2 separate regions of the Homo sapiens genome follow, and region 2 is linked to region 1. The links are chromatin loops, found by intact Hi-C in ENCODE. Cell type or tissue: CD4-positive, alpha-beta T cell. All regions are shown on one strand. Links, peaks and the distances in the headings refer to the core of each region. The heading gives the core; the rest is flanking DNA. Region 1 has its middle 18 kb from the start of MIR1587. Region 2 holds the start of LOC105373177 (a long non-coding RNA gene).

The links. Peaks named below come from ENCODE experiments on the same cell type or tissue, not always from the same donor. Only the 100,000 strongest peaks of a DNase experiment are listed, where the experiment ranks them.
Region 2: a loop joins it to region 1, with 5 times the contacts of the local background. A loop is called at or near these places in 6 of 110 quality-filtered maps.

The regions. Positions count from the first base shown.
Region 1 is chrX:39,850,029-39,861,620 of GRCh38, forward strand. No RefSeq gene overlaps it. Among named protein-coding and RNA genes, the nearest start is that of MIR1587, 18 kb to the left of the region's middle. RefSeq lists enhancers at 3,287-3,581, 5,330-5,449, 5,720-5,799, 7,901-8,401. In CD4-positive, alpha-beta T cell, for the core only: no CTCF peak of the experiment used is centred there; DNase peaks (open chromatin) are centred at 4,983, 5,323 and 5,873; H3K4me3 peaks cover 2,109 bases; H3K27ac peaks cover 2,030 bases.
Region 2 is chrX:39,766,971-39,778,562 of GRCh38, forward strand. It overlaps LOC105373177 (a long non-coding RNA gene), which reads left to right and starts at 7,161. Exons shown (of 2, transcript XR_949024.3): 1 at 7,161-7,483. RefSeq lists enhancers at 5,397-6,029, 10,977-11,478. In CD4-positive, alpha-beta T cell, for the core only: no CTCF peak of the experiment used is centred there; DNase peaks (open chromatin) are centred at 5,221, 5,761 and 7,371; H3K4me3 peaks cover 1,609 bases; H3K27ac peaks cover 3,659 bases.

The DNA.
Region 1 (11,592 bases), core at 1,780-9,779:
ATCGGAAGCAGATGCCAGCACCATGCTTCCTGTACAACCTGCAGAATCAAGAGCCAATGAAACCTCTTTTCTTTATAAATTCCCCAATCTCAGGTATTTCTTTATACTGACACAAAAACAGCCCAATTCACAGCCTGTCTGCATTGACTCCACTTCTATCACCAGCCGCTGGGAGAGGTGGGTCCTGTTTTACTGAACAGTGTCCCTAACATGGCCGCCCTTCCTTGTATAGGCCCCAGAACCTTCCAGGGTTAAACAAAAGCAGGTTTCCAGGATGGAAAAGCTCCAGGCAGACATGAGACGCTAAACACCCAAACTTTCCTCCTGGAATTCCCCTTCCTCTTGCAGTTTGTACCTTGATACCAAAGGTCACCCCTAGGAGAAAACACCCTTCATGACTAGTCCTTCAAAGGACAGAGTCCTTTTCTTTGTTTCACCTTAGCAGAGTCGAGACAGGCAGATAAAAATGTCTTGCTTTGTTAAAGAATGAAGGAGGAGCAGAAACATAAGGGGCATAAAATCATGTTCATGAGTGAGGCACGTCTGGACACACAGGGGCAACTTTGATTCCAGACCTGCCTCCCGGAGTCAGATAAGGGAGCTGAAGTGCCAGCCAGTGGCCTCAGCTTTCTTAAGTCCTCCTACTCCAGCTTTGGACAAGCCAATGCCATCTTCCTCCAAGAGGCAGGCACCATCTCTTTTCCAGGGCCTGCGGGGAGCAGTTCCCCTCTCCTTCTGCCTCAAGGATGGCACCTCCCAGCTTCCCTAATCTCTCCCCCTTAGTGTGGGGGTGCAGCTAGTCTGTGGATGATTTGCAGGACAGTGGTGGTTGACAGCCAGCAAATAATAGAGCTCCCTGGGTCTGTGTTATCTAATCCACCTACCCCTGGAGCTTCCCTTAGCAACTCACTCCGGAAGCACCCCTCCCCCCACACCATCTGGAAGTGGTTTCAGAAAAACCTACTCATTATTGTTAAAAAGCAACATGTAGGCTTTTGCAAGATACAGTTACAACAGCAGCCCCTAGATTGTAAGTTCCCGGAAGGTAGGGATCTTTCCCTTGTTTGCTACTGTGTAACCATCACCTGGCACATAGTAGGAACTTGATAAATGACTTTCAAATAAATGCAGAATTAATAAACTCACAATCAAGGTCTTCCAATTATTTCTGCATAACAAATTACTCCAAAATTTAGCAGCTTAACAACGGTTTTATTATGCTCGAAGTTTCCATAAGTCAGGAATTTGGACGGGCCAAAGCATTGTGGATCTCTCTGCTCCACAATGTCTGGGGTCTCAGTTGAGAAGACTTGAAAAGAGCTGGGGGCTGGAATCATCCAGAAGCTTCTTCATTCACACATCTGGTACTTAGGCTGAAATGACTTGGAGACTGGGCTCAGTTGGGACTATGGATCTCTGCACCTATGTGTTGTCCCTTCATATTAATTGGGCCTCCTCTCAGCATGGCCGGCTGAGGGTAGTCAGAGTTCTTACATGACAGCTATTCAGGGCTTCAGGGCAGAAGCTGTGTGGCCTTTTATGACCTAGCCCTTTCATTCTCTTAGTTGAAGCTGTCACCAGCGTATCCAGATTCAAGGAGAGAAGGACCCCGCTTCTCATTGGAAGGAGTGTCAGGAAACTTTGGGGTCATGTTTTTGAACCACCCCAAAGGGTGAAAGATTAGAAAGCTCTAATGATGTTACATTCATTCCTTCAACAGAATTTACGTTGAGCATCTACCACATGTTAAGCTCTGGGTTGAGTGATGTGCAGGGATTTAGTGGTGAACAAAATAGACATTGTCTCTGCCCTCATTAAACAAATAGATACACAAACAAATGCATAATTACATATCATGATGAGTGCTATTAAGCTGGGGGTGGGGAGTGCCCTGAGAAAGAACAGGGAGACTTAATTTAGATTGCAAATGTCTTGCATACAAGGTTTTGTGTGCAAGCAGTTTCTTTGGGAGGTGATTCCAGGAAGCATCAGTAGGGCAATGAGGACATGGAGAGAGAGCCAGGGGGGCAGTCAGAGGCCGTATTGATAAGTAGGCTCCCACCCATTTGTCCGCATTTGTTGGGGCAAATGGGGCTGGGTCCTGCAGGATACCCCTGGTTGACAGTGTGGAACACACCTCAGATCATCCCTCCTGAAGGATGAGGAGGCTGGAGCATTTACTTACGGAATCCTAACAGTCAGAGTTGAGGGTGTTAGGGAGGGCTGCCCACTCACGCAGCCAAAGAGAGCCTCAGGCAAAGGACACCAAGTGCTGGCAGAAGCAGCCAAGAGAATGGGGAAGGAGCCTGCCCAGGGGTCAGGGAAGCCCTCCATGAACAAGTGATCTTCTTAAAGAAGGAGTTCAAGGGTCAAGAAGTTAGGATTTCTAGATGGTTCATAGATTTTTCTGTGTTATATGTGGATTTTCACCAAATGCAACCCTAATGCCAGCACTTAGCACAGTGCCTTAGATAGTAATATGGTTTTGGTTTTCTTCCTGTGTAATGATTGTCCCCACTGACCACCCTGCCCCCACCTGCCCCTCTCCTTTGTGACTAATGGAAAACATTGGCAAAATTGCCCACAGGCAGGGAGGCAGGTAGGCAAGGTGGGGAGAGAGTTTTCCCTTTGTGTGAGTTAACTGCCCGGAGTTGCGGGCGTCACACCCCACCACTCTGACCTCAGCTGAGCTTAGTGAGGCAGAGAGGCTAGCCTAGCTTAAGCTGTCACTAAACAATTCTTGGGGGAGATCTTTCATGCCTAGTCAGTTCCTCAGGAGGGGAGTCTGTGTAGAGAAATCCAGTGAGCAGTACCCTTGTTGAGGGATGGTCACATTAGCCAGACACATGGCTCTCTGGTCCCGGCAACCTGAGAGAGATTCCCAGAGACCCCTCGCAGTTCCTCAGCACAAGCTTTGCAACAAGCTTTGCAACACCAGACTCCACGGAACAGCAGGTCTGCGGTGAACTGGAAGAGACGCTACGAAAACACTAATCAGCCACCGCAACTGGGGGGAAAAAAATCAGTGAGCAACTGGAAAAAAAGCATTTTTACAAAGACAGTATAATACTCTTTCATTTTCAAATAGCTAAATAGAATTTCTGTATAATTTTCAAACAGTGTTTGTCTTAATGACTCTTTGAAAGCCTCCTTTTTCCAATTTGACTGCTACTGAATACCAAGTAGATGCCATGCCCTGGGTGAAGCATTTTTTGTAAGGTAAAAATCATAATAATGACTGCCTGTGTAGTGACTTTCAGCGCTTGACACAGTGCGTAGCTAAAGCAGGAACATGGTCCCTAGCCACTTGTCGACATATCTCTTTTTTGTGCACTCTCCTGCCTTTGGATTCTCAGCTGCTCTCCCACCCATCCCCAGGGCTGGCCTAAGTCACCGTCACCCTGAGGACAGCAAAACAGTATGTGGGGGAGGGGCGGGAGAGGGAGAGGAGGGGGAAGAGAGAAAAAGGGAAGGGGAGAAAGGAGAGGAGACAGAAAAGGGCAGGGGAGAGGGGGGAAGAAAAAAGGGAGAGAATGGAGAAGGGGAACAAAATGGAAAGGGGGGAAGAGGAGGGTGGGGAAGGAGAGGAGAAGGGGAGAGGGATGGAAAAGCAGGCAGAGGAGAAGGGAAAAGAGGAAAGGAGAGAAGGGGGAAAGAGAGAAGAGGAAGGGAGGGGAGGGGAGAGAATTCTTCTGGGATGGAAAAGGCAGGAAGTGAAATTCCTAACCCAGTGATAAATAGAATCCCAGCTGCACCAAGAACAGAGCAGTGGTAAAATCATTCAAACTCTGAATTCCTGACAGTGGAAAATAAACTCATCTTTGCTGGTGAATGGAAATTTAGGGAAGGCAACCGGGTGTGCTCTGGATTCCACAGCCCCATCCCTGGTAGAGGGCACAGAAGCATTGGAGGGTTGAGAAAGGGCAACTGGCAGCCTTTGGGCCAAGTTGCTTTAAGTCCAGAGAGGCTGAGAAAAGCAGCTCAATGCTGCAGAAGAGAAGGTGGAAGTTGGAAGTAAGAAAATGAAAGAGCCAGGTGGCCCATGGTGGAGAGGTGCCCAGAGCTGGCGACAGAACCCAAGGAACCCTGGTTCCTGGGGTGACCTTGAGAAAAGACCCGGCCAGTCTTAGACAAGGTGATGAAAGGAAGGAAGAAGGCTACTGAGCTGAAGAGAACAAAAATATTTCCCCAACCCCATCCCGCTGGACAGTGAAGCATCTTCAGGGCCCCTAGCCTGGGTGCCGGACAAAAGACTTGGAGGTACTGGAATATTGGGTCTGTGCCCCAGCCCTATCCGTGCCCAGTGTTGGGCACCCCCAGAGGCTAAGCTTGGCCAAAAGCTCCTCAGGCTTCCTCATCCCACTTGTTCATGGGATGGTTCCACCCATATGAAGAGTAAGGCCTGGGTGGTGCCTCTCCTCCTGACTCCAGCCTCCTTCCCCGGCCCCAGTCCCATCCATACAGGGGTGCTGGCCTGGCCCCCTCTGGTGGGAGGACAGATAAGCAAAGGGGTGGTGGGGACACTCTAGATGCTTCACCCACATCCCCTCGGGCTCCTTCCCCCACCCCATATAGCTTCCCCTCTCCTAATTCCCACAGCCTGTGCCTGGGACTCTTTGCAGGCCCGCCCGGGGCACATCCCCCTCAGAGCCAGAAGTACCCAGGAGTTTCAATCCCCACACTCACGGTAGCTCCTAGCTGGTGCAAGGGAGCATGCAGGTACAGTGCTCTTGCCTGGAGTCAGGACAGGCTCTGAGTTGACACTTGCCCTCCAGAGCTCCTCCTTTGGGAGGTCATGAGGTCATGAGGATGGAGCCCTCATGAAGGGGGTCAGTGCCCTTATAAAAAGCGACCCCAGAGAGCTCTCTCTCCCTGTCTCTGCCATGTGAGGGCACAAGGAAAAGTTGGCAATCTACAGCCCAGAAGAGGGCCCTCCCCCAAACCCGACCGTGCTGGTACCCTGATCTCGGCCTCTCAGCCTCCAGAACCATGAGAAGTACGTGTCTGTGGTTTATCAGCCCCCCCGCGTGTGGTACCGTGTTACAGCAGCCTGGATGGACTAAGACCCTTCTGCAGAGGGACTTTGTCTGAAACTGGCTTCCTCCCCTTCTTGGTCCTGCCCTTCCATACCCTTCCGTGTTTCTTGGGAGCACTTCCTTAATAAATTGCTTCCACACGAATCCGCGTCTCAGAAGCTGCTTCTGAGAAAACCGAAGTGATGGGGCCCCTGGGCTGCACAGTAATAACAGTTGTTACAGACGGCACCTCCTCCAACCCTCAGAACCAGACGGCCACAATGGTATTGACTGCATTGCACAGAGGAGGAAACGGAAACCCAGAGAGCAGAAGGGACTTGCCCAGGATGGTGGAGTTGGTGAGCAGAGCAGCCTACATTAAACCCAGCTCCAAAGCCAGCCCTGGGTCTTTGATGCCCCACAGAAAATACATGGGAGGAGCCCTGCAGCTCCTGAAAGGAGCTAACATCTCCCAAGCCCCACTTCCAGGGGCAATCTGGGGCCAGCCAGGTACTTAGATGGACAGATGACCAAGGAGAGACCACTCAAGCCCTCAGTTTGAGAATGCATTCCTCTGCGTTCACAGGCTTACCTGGAGCCAGTTCCCCAAAGCCCCACTGGACTTTTTAAGCCCCCAGAGGCCTTCAGACAGGAACCCACTGAGTCTTCAAACCCCCAATCTCCATGGGGTTAAAACAATCCCCAAAAGGCAGGACTTACTAGGAGTCGTTCAGAAACTGGCAAAAGCACCCTCTGAATAAATGTTCAGGGTTCCATCCGGAGACGCCCACGGTGACTGATGAGTCATCAGATAGCCAGCTGTCGCCACAGAGTGCTATATATAGAAGCTGGAGGGGTGCCTGGTACCTAAAGAAAGGGGAGGAGCACACACCTAGTAGGTGGGGTCTCAGCTGGGAGGCAGGCCTAGAGCACCTGGAAACTGCACCCTCAGCTCCCTCTGCCCCCCCAGCAAAACAGAATCTGGGTCAGCAATTCCCCGGCACAGAATGCCGCGTGAACTGGAAGCAAGCAGCAACAGGGCCGGACGTGGGCCATGCCAGTGCATTCATGATGATTACTGCTAATGATGGTAATGGGAGAATAATGGCTCAGTGAACTTCCCGCACATCACCTCGTCGTCTTCCCATCAGACATACACACTGAGGACGCGCTTGTATTGCTGCCATTTAGACAGCCGAAACAGAACTTCCAGACCTCAGGCTTGGTAGGCTGGGCCTGTGCTGTCCAGGACAGGGGCCACTAGCCACATGTTTCTACTGAACACTTGAAATGTGGCCCGGCCAAATTGAGATCCTCTGTCAGCATAGAATGCACACCAGACTTTGAAGATTTAGTTTCAAGAAAAGAATGTCAAATACCTTGTCAATAATTTTTTCCTGGTTTCATATTGAAATGATAATATTTTAGATACATCGGGTTGATCAAAATATATGATTAAGTCAATTTCACCTGTTCCTTTTTACCTTTTTAATGTGGCTTCTCGAACATTAAAATTATTAATACATATGTGGCTCACATTTGTGGCTTGCATTATATTTCTATTGGACAGTGCCGGGTTGCAGGCTGGAGGCCAGAACCTTCAGGAAATCCTGGCTATGCCCTCTCCTGACAAATAAAGCCTGCTTCCTGGTTCAAGGCTGAGAGAGGCCAGGGCTGCTCTCCAGACAATGCCAGTGGCCAGCTGCAGCTCCATGTACCGATCACAGAAGGTCCAGGTGACGCACAAAAGCCCCTGAGGGTCTGTGAACCCCAAACTTGTCCCTTATATCTTCTGAAAATGCACAGCTTTCCGGGGGAAAGATGATGAATTCTCCCTGGCCCTGTCTTCTGCCTTCCCCACTTAACCCCCAAGAGAGCTCCATGCTGTGTGATTGCATAATGAGGCCATGGAATAAGGCCACTTCACAAATGAAGCAGCTCTTTCCCTCACATATGCAAACAGCAGAGAGAGGCAAAGGAAAGTAGGGAGATGAGAAACAGAATGAGAAATGCAGACGAGACAGGCAATTCACACCAAGAGAGAGAAACTGTATCCCAGAGACAGACACACAATGTCACACACACTCTGCTCACTGACACCTGGGGGGAGGGGGAGAAGGGTGTGTGTGTGCACGTGTGTGGCGTGTTCATGTGCATGCATGCATGTGTGTGGAGCTAGAGAGCACTAGAGGCCGGGCACGGTGGCTCATGCCTGTAATCCCAGCACTTTGGGAGGCCGAGGTGGGCGGATCACCTGAGGTCAGGAGTTTGAGACCAGCCTGCCCAGCATGGTGAAACCCTGTCTCTACTAAAAATATGAAAATTAGCCAGGTATAGTGGCGTGTGCCTGTAATCCCAGCTACTCGGGAGGCTAAGGCAGGAGAATCGCTTGAACCCGTGAGGCAGAGGTTGCGGTGAACCGAGGTCACGCCACTGCACTCCAGCCTGGGCGACACAGTGAGACTCTTTCTCAAAAAAAAAAAAAAAAAAAACAAAAAAACAAGAGAGCACTAGAGAAAGGTTCTAGAACGAGGCAAATCGAACAGAACAGGGAAGAGATGAGCACAGGAGGCGAAAAGAAATGGAGGTTCGGGGAGTTGACAGCCTCCATTTTGTAGCAAGGCCTGCCCTTTCTTTCTATGTCAGTTTAAATTATTTACATCAGGACAATGGAAAGAATATAGATAGCAAAATAAAAAATGCGTCGGGGCCAGGCAGGCCCAGGATTCATGTGTGGTGGAAACAGAGTCCAGGGAGGAGGAAGGGCTGCCCGCCCTGCACCCAGGAGTGGGCTGGGCTTTGGGTGGCTGCAGTCAGGGCTGCTTTTCCAGTCACTCAGTACCTACATCAAGTCCAGAGTGTTGACAGAGCTGGAGCCAAACTGCACACCCCCAGGGGCAGACCTGGGACATTTAGGGAGCTGTGTGAGTCAGACAAGGCCTGGGGACACCCACAGACCACAACCCCTCTGGGGCCAGGCTGAGGGCTGCCTGGTGTTCGCCTGCTCCCAGAGAGGCTGACACTTTGTGCCAGCCTCCTGCCTATCCTGAGCTGACCCTTCACTGGCAAGTCCAGGGTCCCGTGGGTGACCATCAGTTAATCAAATCAAAGCAGCCTTCTGTGCTGCCAGGACAGGATGGGGAGAGGTTCTCCCTCCCCTTCCTAGGTAATTAGGAAGTGACTTCTGGAGGCCTGGGCCCACCTTGGTCACCTCACCTAAAGGAAGATTCTGTCACAGGGATGCAGGACGAATGTATCAGTCTCCTCAGGCTGCTGCAACAGAAGACCACAAGCTGAGTGGCTTAAACAACGGATATTTATGTTCTCACAGTTCTGATGGCTGGAAGTCCAAGATCAAGGTTTGGTTTCCCCTGAGGCCTCTCTCCTTGGCTTGCACACGGCCACCTTATTGCTGTGTCTTCACACGGTCTTTCCTCTATGCGTATACCCTGCCAGTGTCTCTCGTGGGTCCACATTTTCTTCTAGGGACACCAGTTGTATTGGATTAAGCCCACCCTAATGGCCTCATTTTAACTTAATCACCTCTTTAAAGGCCCTAACTCTAAATATAGCCACATTCTGAGGTCCTGGGAGTTAGGGCTTCCATAGATGAATGGGGTGTGGGGCACAGTTCAACCCATAGCAATGAAGTACCAAGAAAGACAAGGCCAGGTTCACACCAGGATGGGGAGAACAGTTCAGGGCCATGACCCTCTCAACGTCTGATAATCCCACTGTCTCCCTGCCTGTGCTTAGGGCCTCCTCCCAGTAAAGCTTATAGAAACCAGAGGCAACATTTCTGCAGGACAGGGGTTTGGGAGAATGTTGTTCCCATGGCTGGTAGTTGCTGTCTTGCCCAGGAGCAGGAGTTGTGTAGCCCCAAGTCCCAGTTCAATGCCTGGCCCAGCAGGGAAACTCTGATGGGGGCAGAACAGAGGCCATTAGGCAAGGCTCTGTGTCCTTACTCATTTAGAGTCTTATTGTCAATGGAAGTGACTCCAGAATAAATTTGGACTTCATTCACAGAGAGTTGAGGCCCTCGCAGATTTAAAAATAATAAAAGAAAAAGGCCGGGTGCAGTGGTTCATGCCTGTAATTCTAGCACTTTGGGAGGCAGAGGCGGGCGGATCACTTGAGGTCAGGAGTTTGAGACGACCAGCCTGGCCAACATGGTGAAACCCCGTCTCTACTAAAAATACAAAAATTAGCTGGGCATGGTGGCAGGTGCCTGTAGTCCCAGCTACTCGAGAGGCTGAGGCAGGAGAATCGCTTGAACCCAGGAGGTGGGAGCTGCAATGAGCCAAGATCACGCCACTGCACTCTAGCCTGGGCGACAGAGGGAGACTCTGTCTCAAAAAAAAAAAAAGAAAATAAAATAAAAAAGAAGGAAGGAAGGAAGGAAAGAGAGAGAGAGAAAAAGAAAGAAAGAAAGAAAGAAAGAAAGAAAGAAAGAAAGAAAGAAAGAAAGAAAGAAAGAAAGAAAGAAGCCAGGTGCAGTTGCTTACACCTGTAATCCCAGCACTTAAGGAGGCCAAGGCAGGTGGATCACTTGAGGCCAGGAGTTCAAGACCAGCCTGGCCAGCACGGCGAAACTCCATCTCTACTAAAAATACAAAAATTGGCTGGGTGTGGTGGTGGGTGCCTGTAATCCCAGCTACTAGAGAGGCTGAGGCAGGTGAATCGCTTGAACCCAGGAGGTGGAGGTTGCAGTGAGCCGGGATCACACCATTGCACTCCAACCTGGGTGACAGAGCGAGACTCTTTCTCAAAAAAAAATTAAAAAATAAAAATAAAAGTTTAAAAAATATATGACTTCAGCCCCAGGTATAGTCTGGAGGCAACTGCATGAGACAGAGAAAGAGAGAGAGAGAGAGAGACAAAGATACAGACAGACAAAAACAGAGACAGAGAGAAAAAAAAACTAGCTAAGAGCAGTCAACCCCCAGAAGAGTGAGAGATAATAATAACATGGTAGTCGTGTTTTTTGTCACTACGTTTTGGAGTGATTCATTATGCAGCAATAGATAACTGGAACACAGGCCAAAACACAATTGCGTGGGCACACGCACACACACAAGGTACACAAAAATCCTCCTTCACAGGACCTGTTTTGAGGCTCCTGGCAGCCAGCCTAGGTGCTGGTGCTCACGCCACAGACTCTGGGGCCAGCCTGCCAGGATTCACACCCCTTTCCCACCACTTCTTAGCTGTCCAGCCTTGGATGGGGAAACCAACACCTCTGCCTCAGTTTCCTCATCTCTGAACTGGAAACCATACTGGAGCCCTCCATCTGGGATGGCTGGGAGGATTAAATATGCTAACCCACATCAAATGCATGGGGCCATGCCAGGCATGCAGTCGGCACTTGATAACTGTTTGCTGGAATGATATGACTCAACATCTGCCTTTCTGCTTCCTAACAGGTGGGCTGAGAAACACGCCATTTCCGGCAGACACGCCGCTGACCATCTTTTTCCATCACACTGAGGTCACCAGCACAGCCTCACACTTATTTGTTTTGTAAAAATGTCAGCAGCTGGGCCAGGTCCCCTCCCCCAGCCCCTGTGGAAAGTCAGCTCCCTCTCCCTCTGCAGGCGCTTCAGATCTGTCCCTGCCACTGTCATCTCCCGCCTTTGCCTTGCAAACCACAGATTAGCAGAAGACAAAACGCTGGCTAAGGGCTGACCTCAATACCTGCTTTTAAAGTCCCTTGGCCTGGCCCAGCCACAGAGCTGTGGGACACAGGATGAGCAGGAAGCAGACAATAACAGTTGGCTGGGCTTGCAACATCCTCTTGCCTCTCCTTTTGTGGGATGGCTAAATGGTGCAGCTTTTGGGATGCCCTGGTGCCTCCTACGCATGGAGGACCCACTTTCCAGAGGCAACTCCCACAGCCAGGAGGGGACAGGATCATGACAAGGTGCTTGCGGCTTTGCCAAGTCCTCCTCACTGCCCTGGGCTCCCCCAGGGTACCAGCGGAGCCAGAGGCCAGGTTCTTCCCATGAGGAAGCAGGGGGTGGAAGAGAATAAAGTCAGCAGAAGACCCCTTTTCTGTCTAGTCAAGGCCCGCCTGGCCTCCAGAAAGGTCTCCTCTGCCTTTTCCTCTGGGGCAACCCCTTGATTGTGCCCCATACTAAATCCCCTGTCATGGGCATTCACGCTCCTCTGACTTTCCAGCTGTGTCACTTTTGGGGGGGCTATTGCCACCCGTGGGCCCTGTTTCTCACTCTCCATTTGTGGTAACTGGCTGCCTTACCCAGCAACACAACCCTCCCCTCCCCTTTGACCCTCACATCTCCCTCCAGGTGGCCTCTGCCAGACCTAAAGCAGGTGCCCGGGCATCTCCTCTCCAGCCTTGTTGGGCTGCAGGATGCACAGGATTTCGATAAGTTCTCCAGCTCTCTTACGCTAAGTAATCCCTGCCCCAATCCCTTGGGTCACCTTGAAAAACCATTCTTAGTCTCTAATGAACCAATTGGTTCTTTAGAAAAGACACCTGGAACTTTCTTTGCAGCGATGAGCCATGTTTGTCAATGGGAGCACTATTCATATTTGGGCCTGGACAAATCCCCATTGT
Region 2 (11,592 bases), core at 1,591-9,590, 83 kb before region 1:
TTCTTTGCTGTGATTTGGCAGCAGCTGGCAGCTGAGGCAGTAAGAATTGGCTGCTCTCCACTCTGGGGAGACAGCTGACCTCGGGGGCTCCCTGGGCTCAGATGCCCAGACGGTGACAGCTCTGGCCCTGCACCAGGCCTCCCCGGTTTGGCCTTCCACAGCGATGGTCAGTCCAGGTCACAGACACAGCAGCTCCATGCTTGGCTCTCGCCTTCTTCCCTCTCTTATGGCAACCCTTCCCTTCCAGTGTGCTGGGCGTCCCCCAGGAACCTGCAAGACAGACTTGACGGATACTTACTGCTGTGTCTGGGTGGCTGCTTTCAGCTCTGGGGTGGGGGTGGGGGCGGGATGGGGAGGAGAAGAGAGACAACCCAGAGATTTCAGTCCCGGAGCACAGGCCACATGAGCTCCGTTTCCACTTCATTTTAAAAATGCATCTACCCTCCTTCTTTCAGGCATGCAGATACTGAATTATAGGCTATTAGCCCTGGAAGGCACCTTAAAAATTATCTGTTCCACACATTTCCCCTTGCCCCCTGCACACACACACACACCCACCACACCACGCTGTTCACTTTATAAACCAAGGAACAGGCTGAGAGAGAGAACAGGACCTGCCCGTGTGGCACAGACCTGGAACTAGAATTCACGGCTCCAAACCACGAGGCCAGTCCTTTCTCCGACATTGCACAGCCTCATAAATGACGTAAGATTTTGGCATCGTAACCATCTGTCTCAGGGTAAGGACCGGTGAAAAATAAAATTGCAAATTCTTTTCTATTCCAAACCATCACTTGATTAAGTGAGGGGATTGAGGCCACCGCAGCTGCCCACTTCCAGGGGGCTTGGTTCACACTGGTTTCCCTGGAACTGGCACAACCCGACGATCTGTGGCAGAATTCTTGTTTGTTTTTGTTTTCAAAGACTCCTTGAGAAATCCTAGAAGTAGTGTGGGGTAAAGAGTGGAAGCCTCCCATTTTCCATCAGCATCACAGACAATTCCTCAAAGATGCTCCCTGGATTGAGGCTGCTCCTTTGCCCAAGGAATCTCTCCCGCTGCTTTTCACGACAACAAACTGCTTGGGATACAAGGTCCTTCAGTTACTTGGGACAGACAAGGAGCTGGAACAAACATCCCCTACATCTCCATGGCTTAATGGAATGTGCAAAAGGCTTATTTCTTGCCCACTTCACATCCCAACCAGGCATTCCAGCAACAACCTTCCATGGGGTGATTCAGGGACCCAGGCTTCAGGCTTCTTCCATCCCGTGGCAAAGAGCACTACCAACTTCAATATGTGTCTTCCAAAGTCAAAGTAGAACAGAAACAGAAAATGGAGGATCCTGAGTGGAAGATTTTTGGTTCAGGCACATCACTTCTACCTACTTTCCATAAGCTAGAACTCAGTCACATGGCCCTCACCTAACTTCAAGGAAGGTTGGGAAATGCAGTCTAGCAGGGAACCTAGGAAGCTGGAAAAATGGGTGTGGCAGGAACAGAGTAACCCTACCAGTCTTCAGTGTCTTACTATTGTCTTATTAAAAGTTCTTTTGGGCCGGGCACGGTGGCTCACACCTGTAATCCCAGCACTTTGGGAGGCCGAGGCAGGTGGATCACAAGGTCAGTAGTTCGAGACCAGCCTGGCCAACATGGTGAAACCCCATCTCTGCTAAAAATACAAAGAAAAAAAAATTAGCCAGGCATAATGGTGGATGCCTGTAATCCCAGCTACTCGGGAGGCTGAGGCAGGAGAATTGCTTGAACCCGGGAGGCAGAGGTTACAGTGAGCCAAGATCACGCCACTGCACTCCAGCCTGGGCGACAGAGCAAGACTCTGTCTCAAAAAAAGTAAATAAATAAATAAATAAAAATAAGTTCTTTTGGTTGCATGAGACAAACTAGCTTATGTGGGGCAGGAAAATATTGGATGGAGATGACCAAAAAGATGCTGGATACCTCACAGAATCCAAAGGAAAGCTGACCAAGCAGATTCAGGAGGGCCACATGAGGGAGTGGAGACCATCAATCACTTCTCATTCTATAGGACCCCATGGTTTTTGACTGTTTTCCTTTGCCTTCTTCATTCATTCAACAAATATTATTGAGCACCTACCATATGCTAGGCCTGGCTTCACAGCAGTGAACCAAACAGACCAACTCCCAGTGCTCCTGGAGCTGACATTACGCTCAATTCTCTCCCTGCAAACTGTTTTATTTCTTCTTTGTGCCCATGGTCCTGAGGATCGCTTTGTCATTGTGCTGGATATAATGGTGCTGGCACTTCCAGTCCTCCTCTTGCAGGGCTGTGGAGGGGCCATGTTGTCCTGTGGCTTCTCCAATTGCTATTTCTGCCCCTCTCCCCAGCTGGTGACCCCATCTTCTACCTACAGGATGCCTGGACAACTGGTTTATGCAGTCACTTGTGAGAGAGGGGATTCCTGTCCATCATTCAGACCAAGTGCCTTACTTTGGGTTCCCCTAAAAGCAGACCCAGAGACAGGATTTGGGTGTCAGTGGTTTATTTGGAAGTGAGCCCAGGAAGCACCAGTAAGGAAATGAGAAAGTGAGATGGGGAGAGGAGAAAGGCCAATAAAGGGTGAGTGTTTGAGCTGGTTACTACTGTGGGCAACTGGAGCACAATGCTACCGCACACTTCTGAGAGACAGCATGGAACATATTTCTGAATTGACCCACCAAGGGCAAAGAAGCTCACTATTTCTCCATCAACTCTTTGATGGTCATTGCTTGAGGGAGGTTAACTCCCCTACAGCTCCAGGCCTGCCCCACAGGCAGCCAATCACAGAATGCCCTCAAGCAGAAAGACTTAGGAAGCTAAGAGTGGGGCAACTAACAGTTACCGATACCCAGAGACCAAAGCTCAGTTCCTCCAAGTGTGGTCCAGGACCCTCCACTCAGAAATCACTAGTGCATAATGCATGCATAAAGTGCATAATGCAACTCATTATGTACTTCCCCAGCTCCACAGACCTTCGGGTTCAGAGTATCTGAGGAGGGACTGTAGCAGACACTTATTACACACTCTCTACGTGAGTGATGCCCATCAAAGATTGTGACTCAAGAAAAACATCCAGGCTGGGCGCGGTGTCTCATGCCTGTAATCACAGCACTTTAGGAAGCCGAAGCAAGTGGATTGCTTGAGCCTAGGAGTTCGAGACCAACCTGGGCAACATGGTGAAACCCGACCTCTACAAAAAATACAAAAATTCTCTGGGCATGGTGGTGTGTGCCTGTAGTCCCAGCTACTTGGGAGTCAGAGGCAAGAGAATCACGTGAGCCCGGGAAGCGGAGGTTGCAGTGAGCCGAGATCACGCCATTGAGCTCCAGTCAGGGGGACAGGAGTGAAACCCTGTTTCAAACAAAAACAAAAACAAAAACATCCAAATTCCCCACCATGGCCCACAAGACCTTCCTGACCTGGCCCTGCCTATCAATTAGACCCTGTATCCACCTCTTCCTCTCTCCATATTTGGCACCCTCTGATCCAGCCACATTGGCCTTTTTGCTGAGCCCTCCAAGCATGGTCCAGCCTCAAGGCCCTGGCATTGGCTTTTCCCACCATCCTATGCGCCTCTCTCTTCCCCATCTGCCTCACCTTGTCTGGTTCTCTACTCAAAAGCCCTTCCCTGACTACCTTGTCTTAAATGGCCTCCCACACACTCTCCTTGTTCAATTTGACATCTCTCTATGCAAGCTATAGGAGACATTCATTCACTTATTTGTTTGTTGCCTGGCTTCCCCACTAGAGTGGAAGCATCCTGAGGACAGGGACCTTTGCTGCTTTGCTCACCACTCAATCATCTTGCCCAGAACTGAGCTTGGTACATTGTAAGATGCCCAGGAAATATCGGGGGAACAAACAGATTTCTATTAATTCTATGTGGGTGGAATATCTGAGTACCTCCACCAGCTTCACGATTTAACTTTAGGAGTAGTCACCTCCTCATACATGAGGAGGAAATTGGACACAAGGGGCAAGGGTGGTTTTTCCAAGGCAGCAGCCTCAGACTCTAAAAAAGAAAGCCTTTAAAACTACTTCCAACCTCACCTCACACACCCCATCAGCCCCCCAAGAACCCACACCTAACTATCCACTGACCTCTGGGACTCTCAGGTCAGGCCTACGAAGAGAGACAACGTGAAAACCAGGAACCTAGGATCTTGAGCTGGGAAATTGGGCGTGGCGGGGGAGAAGGGGTGGAAGAAGCACACTGATTTAACTCTGTATCCCCAGTCCAAAGCACCCGCAATCAGGAGTCCATAAATTAGAATGAACCCATTCTAAGCCCAGCTCAGCCTCTGTTTCCTCATCTGTAAAATGGGTACAGTACTTACCTGTGAACATTGTTGCAAGAAGTAAGGGAGTTCATTAAATTCACATGGAAATACTTAGCATAGTACTTGGTGCATGGTAAGTGCTCAATAAATGCTATCTTAGGATATCTTAGGATTCTTTTTCCTCTTACTATAGTGCACATGGCACAGGGCCTGGCACAGAGGAAGCCCCGGAAAAGGAAAGGTGGTTTTGACCTGGTCCCTGGGGTCTCTCAGGTTTGGAAGAACCCAACAGTGAAGTGGTAGTTACCACCTAAGATGAGCACAGCGAGAGGGGTGGGGAGACCCTGCCCCAGAACCCCAAGGAAAGAATCGGTGCTAACTTTACTGCTCGGGCCTTTGGGAGGATGAATGCAAGTTGGCCGAGCCACTATTCTGGTATGCTCGCACTGCAGTTCCCAAGGAGAAGGCTTGGAAAGGCTCTTACACAATTGCCATCACCCAGCAGGGCGATTTCTTATATGTACTTCACCAAGTCCCCACTTAGAAACTCTATGGAAAAGGAAGACAATTCTCACAACCTCCATCATTTCCATCTGCAACCTTAGAACTTCATACTCACTCATTTTTATGAACATTGCTCTTTGATCCAGACCCCTCAACAGGAAATTTGGGGCCAAGACATGGCCCAACTTTGTCTTTTATTTGCCCCTTTTCTGGGACCTGCCACTTTGTCGTGGTGGTCAGCTAAAAGTGGGATTTGGCAAGATCTCACAGGGGAAAGATTATGAGATTTCAGTTGCTTCTTGTGTTTCAACCTCCTTTCTGATCTGGGAGGGGGAGAAAAAACCAGCCCACGTGGGCGACTCAGAAAACAAGCCGAGATAAGAGCTTATTGACAGGCTGGGCTAGCAGGCCCTTCATTCACACCGCTTCAAAGACAAACACTTTCCGTTTGTCGATTTGTTTTAGGCCTTGCAGAATCTGCAACTCTGTGGCCTTGACTCTAAAAATAAATCTCCTGCTATAATGACGAGGCTGTTGCAAAGAGGAAGGCATGCAGAGAAGGGAAGACGGAGGGAGGCAAAGCTGAGAGCAGGCGGGAGAGAAACCGAATACCCAAACAGGAAGAAGGGACATAGGGAAATGGCCCTGGCTGCTTCCTCCCAACCAACAGCCGGCCCCGTTGCAAAAGCCAGCAGCACCGGGAGGATGCAGCCACCAGGGCCTGGGGTTTATTAGAACCCAACCCTGCAGGAGGACTGCAGGCCTATCTAGCCATTTTGCCCTCTGTGACCCTGCTACTAACTGTGGTCTACAGACTGGGCTGATCAGCTGCCTCAGTGTCACCTGGGGGCTTGTTAGAAATGCAAATTCTCCAGCCCCACCCTCGACCTGCGGAACCCGAATCTGCATCTTAACAAAATCCCTGGGTGATTCATATGCGCATTAGTTCGAGAAGCCGGGGCCGGGTCCCTGGTGTTTCACCGAATGCAGCATAGATGAGTCAAACAGCCTCTTAATACTTCTCTCTGCAAACAAGAGGTGAGCTCCTCCCCCACTGAGGGCCTTACTTCGAGAACTTTGGATAGAGGAAGATAGAGGCATCAGTTAGGTCTCTTGTGGAGCGCAGTTCATTTTGTGAGAATATTGCATTCCCCACCCACCCCCAGGATCATTAGGAATTTCTGACCCATTTTATGATCATCCAACATTCACACGGATGCAGGGTGCAAACTCATTAAAGGACTCGTTACTCCAAGGGGTCTCTCTTGGAATTGTCCTTTGGGTTCTTCCCTCCCACCCTCATTGCTTTGTTTCTCCTTTTCTGTCTGAAATGTTTCCCATCTCCTCATCTTTTTGAAACTCCATTTCATGGCCCTGATGCTGAGATTTTGATACATGCTGACACCCCCTCCCTCTTCATTCTCCCCTCCCCTTATGTCTCACTGACATATTTCAACTCCCTCCTACTGTTCTCATCAGTTCTCTGAAGAGACCATCTTTTCCTCCTCTCTGCCTTGGTGGTCATAAACTCGGTTATTTAGTGTGGATTCTGGTTCCCCTCGCTCCTGCCGAGGCCAGGCAGGTGAACAATCAGGCCATTGTTTAGATGTGGAGCAGGTGACAAATAGTTATGGTTGCTCTTTGTTGTAATTCTAAATAGTGGCTGTCACTCATCATTGACTATAAAATGTACAAATGTGAATGATAAGAAAGAACATAACTGTGCCCCATCTTATCAAATTTATTTTAGCTGTGCTTTAAAATCAATTTAATTTGTAAATTATTCATGGCATGTAGCAACTATTACAGACTTGCACTACCAAAACCTATGCTTTAAAGATTGTACTAACTTTTTCAAGGCATTCTGTAAATGCTTTTTATTATTTTTTATTATGGAAGTAATGCGTATCTATTTTAGAAAATGTGGATACTACAGATGAGCAAAAATAATTATTTTATTATTGTCACCTTTAATCCTATGACCAAGAAAATCACTGTTAACATTTTAGTATATATCATTTCAGTCTTTTTTCATTCTATACATATACACACTTACATGGACAGCTCTCTCTCTTTTTTAGTGTCGTTGTATGTGCCAGGTTGTCACCCAAAGTGGCCGCCATCAATTCCTTCCCCCCTTGTACTGGAGGCCTTCCCACCCACCGCGTTCTGGAGCAGCATCAGGTCTGCCCTCCAGAGCCAACTGTATGCATTCTTTCCGACTCTGCATTTGGTGACATCCTGTTGATAGCTTGAGATCAGCCATGCTAGAAAATGCTACCAATCAGGGTTTTGTTTTTGCTTCGTTTTTTTTCCAAGTCATGCGGTTGTTAAACATTTACCAGCATACTGCTTTGTCGTTAGATGCCCAAGGCCACCTTCGTGGGCACACGACCCGAGCAGTCACACAGGACCCTGTGATCAGAATGGCCTCACTTGGGTTTAATACTCTGCTGTCTTCATCTTAAAATTCTTAATAATTTAATGTTTGAGCCCGTGCTTTGTAAGTGAAGTCTGATGGAACAACGGAGCATGCGCGTGAGTAGAGGAGATACAGACGATACGTGTGTCTGAGTTTTTTGTGGCTCCATTAGCATATGGTGTTGATGATGCCCCCTGAGCACAGAATTCTGGTGAGCCCACAATGCATGGGAGTTCAGCGAGATTCAATGCCAGTACAAGGTAAGCATTTTATATCTATGGAGGAAGTGGGGAGCTGACAGCCCTGAGAGGCCACACTTTCCATTTGAAACAGTACTTGATTGAGACGCAAAAAAAACAGAAGGCGATGATGGCATTTGAAAAAAACACAAATGACCAAGGCACCCTCTCATATTTTTTCTTGTGTTACTTCCATGTCTTAGCCAACCACTTACACTAAAAAGAGTGACATGGAAGGAAAGGGAAAGATAAAGCAGCCCATAATCTCTTTTCCTTCCAGTCCTTTCTGACTCATCGGTAAGCTGAAGGCACAGTCTTGGTAGAATGCAAGCATAGCAAGAAGTCAAATAAAACAGTTTCCACTGTTCGGGTAAGAACAAAATACATATGCATGTATGAGCTCCGAAACACAAATTGTGTAATTTCAGTGATTCTGCATACTAGTTAAATGCTCTTATATTTGCATTTAAAACTGACATTGCACAATATATAGATAAATGGTACATTCATGTTAATAATTTACAATTTTAATTTTTCTTTACTTAGAAGCACATTAAATAGTAAATAAACACCATAAGTCAAGAGAGAGCACATGGGAGAAAGAAAAAAGCTTTATATTCCAGTGCCTGCTGTGGTTCAAATGTTTTTGTCTCCTCCAAAATTCATGTTGAAACTTAACCCCCAATGCAACAGTATTGGGGGGTGGGGCCTTTGGGAGGTGATTGAGTCATGAGGGCTCTGCCCTCATGAATGGGATCAAGTGCCCTTATAAAAGGGCTTGCGGATCACATGAGGCCAGGAGTTTGAGACCAGCCTGGCCAACCTGGTGAAATCCTGTTTCTACTAAAAATACAAAAAATAGCCGGGTGTGTGCCTGTAATCCCAGCTACTCGGGAGGCTGAGGCATGAGAATCCCCTGTACCCAGGAGGCGGGGGTTGCAGTGAGCGGAGATCCCGCCATTGCACTCCAGCCTGGGTGACAGAGCAAGACTCCATCTCAAAAAAAAGCCAGGGGGGTTGGGGGTGGGCCTTGATGGAGGGAGTTTGTCCCTTTTCACCCCTTCTGTCCCTTCTACCATGTGAGGACACAGCGTGAGGATGCAGCAATAAGGCATCATTTTGGAAGAAGAGACAGGGCTGTCACCAAACATCAAACTTGCCAGCACCTTGATCTTTAACTTCTCAGCCTCCAGAATTGTGAGAAATAAATTTCTGTTCTTTTTTTTTTTTTTTTTTTTTTTCTGAGGCGGAGTCTTGCTCTGTCACCCAGGCTGGAGTGCAGTGGCATGATCTCGGATCTCAGCTCACTGCAACCTCCGTCTCCCGGGTTCAAGTGACCCTCATGCCTCAGCCTCCCTAGTAGCTGGGACTACAGGCGTACACCACCACATCTGGCTAATTTTTGTATTTTTAATAGAGTTGTTGGCCAGGCCGGTCTCGAACTCCAGACTTAAGGTGATCCACCAACCTCAGCCTCCCAAAGTGCTGGGATTACAGGCATAAGCCACCGCGCCTGGCCAAATTTCTGTTCTTTAAAAATGACCCAATCTCAGATATTTTGTTACAGCAGCAAAAACAAAGATGGAAACTTGAATGGCATTTATTCTTGTTTAGTTTTGGTTTTGTTTTTATCATGGGACCCTTCATTTTTATTTTGCAGTGGGCCTCTCAAGTTGTGAAGCCAGCTGTGACCATGCCACTTCCCCCACTGAGGGATGGAGTCTATTCCTCTGCCTCTTGAATCTAGTCTGGCCTATGACTACTTTAACCAGTAGAATTCCATAGAAAAGGACTATGTCAGTTGCACACTTCACCTTGAAGAGGACTGGAGGTTTTCACTTCCTGCCTCTTGGAGCCCTGAGCCAGCATGAATAAAGTCTAGGCTACTCTGCTGGAGAGAGGGACATAAGGGTGTCAGACGTGTAAGGGAAGAAGCCACCTCACACACCTCAGCCCTAGCTGCCTTCTAACTGCAACCACCTGAGAGACCCCAGGCAAAAACCACCCAGCCAAGCTCTGTTGACCAACAGAATCATGAGAGATAATAAGAAATAACAATTATGTAATGCCACTAAGCTTCAAGATGACTTGTTCAGCAGTAAGAGATAACTAGAACAGTGTCCCTCCCCTTTTATAACCTGTGTTTTTAGATTTCAAAAAGAAAATTCTAGATTTATTTCTTCCAGGAAATCATAATGCTAAGTAGCAAATACTATGACGTAGTAAGAGATAACTAGAACAGTGTCCCTCCCCTTTTATAACCTGTGTTTTTAGATTTCAAAAAGAAAATTCTAGATTTATTTCTTCCAGGAAATCATAATGCTAAGTAGCAAATACTATGACGTAGTAAGAGATAAGTAGAACAGTGTCCCTCCCCTTTTATAACCTGTGTTTTTAGATTTCAAAAAGAAAATTCTAGATTTATTTCTTCCAGGAAATCATAATGCTAAGTAGCAAATACTATGACGTAGTAAGAGTAGATCTCAAAGTGTTGTGTGCCTGAGATTTATTGGGCTGGGGCGGGGGGATGGGGGGATGCATTAAAAGTGCAGCTCCAGCCGGGCTAAGTGGTTCATGCCTATAATCCCAGCATTTTGGGAGGCCTAGGCGGGCAGATCATTTGAGGTTAGGAGTTCAAGACCAGCCTGGCCAACATGGTGAAACCCCATCTCTACTCATAATACAAAAATTAGCCGGGCTTGGTGGTGGGCACCTGTAGTCCCAGCTACTCAGGAGGCTGAGGCAAGAGAATTGCTTGAACCCAGGAGGCGGAGGTTGCAGTGAGCCGAGATCACACCACAGCACTCCAGCCTGGATGACAGAGAGAGACCCCGTCTCAAAAAAAAAAAAAAGTGCACCTCCTCTGACTTCAGACCCCCAGATTCAGAGTCAGTAAATCTGGGGTTATGGCCAAGGAATCTGTATGTTTACAAGCCCCCACATGATCCTAAGGCAGGCCTTTGGTGAACCATAGTTTTCAGAACACTGTTTCAGGGAGTACCAGTCCATGGTGGCAATGGGATATTGTTTTCAGTGTCAGAAGATTCCTATAGCTGCCCCACATCGAATTTTAGTATTTGATGATGGCCTGGGTGGGTTAACTGAAATAAAGATGGCCTGCCCATCACAGAACTTTCCTCATCAGACATTTGAAAAACAACAGAGAAAGCAAAAGACAGACTACTGTTCTTACATGTTGAACAGAAACTTATTCGGTCAGAGTAAGTGTACTACTCATAGAAGCATACATGGGAGTTGAGAGAGAGACTACCAGTTTTCCGCCTGCACCAGTCTCTTCCTTTCTGTCATCATTGCCAAAAGAGACATGGGTGGCCCCAAAATGTCACTGGGTTTCAGTTCTTCAGAGGGAAATGCTTCTCCTGGCAATGACAGAAGTGCAAAAGGGCAAGCCCAACCACGCAACCACATTTCAAGCTAGAAGGACAAAAGGAGGAGATGGTAGAAATACAACCCAGAAGCTGAGGCCACCTGGCAAAAGCTGGCACCACAGAGGAGCCCCAGCTGCTGCACGGATGCCACTCAGTGCAGAGAATGGGGAAGAGTTACCCTGGCGTCCTCCTGCATCTGGCCCCACTGACTTCCATCAGTGTCTCCCATTGGCCAGGCATACCAGGAAAGCAGAGGACATGGGTGCTGGGGAAATGGAGTTCTCTGTTGAGACAAAGCAGGGTGCGAAAGGGCAGGCATGGATCTGGGAGCAAACAGGTGACTGCAACAGCATTCACTTGGCCCACATCTGTCTGCACATCCAGGCAAGGCACTGCCCAAGCACTTTAGCGGTCACTGTCATTGCCCCACCCCTATCCCCTTGGCACTGACTGAGCCCAGGAAGAAGCATCTTACTGGAGACGCTTGCAGCTCTGCCTGAGGTCGTTTCCTGGCCACAGGAGCCTGCTCGGGCTGCCCACTGGGCAGGCTGAAGGCTTGGGGAGTTGGCGTTCTGGGAGTAACCCTTCATCAACAGTGTACAGGAGTTGGTGGCTACTTACTGCAGCTTTCTCACCCCTCCAGGTCCTCAGTGGGACTGGGTCCCAGCTGCTCACAGTTCTATCTGCTCATTAGTCAACATTCTGCGTTGACTTCCTCTCCTTCCTTTTCATACCCACTCC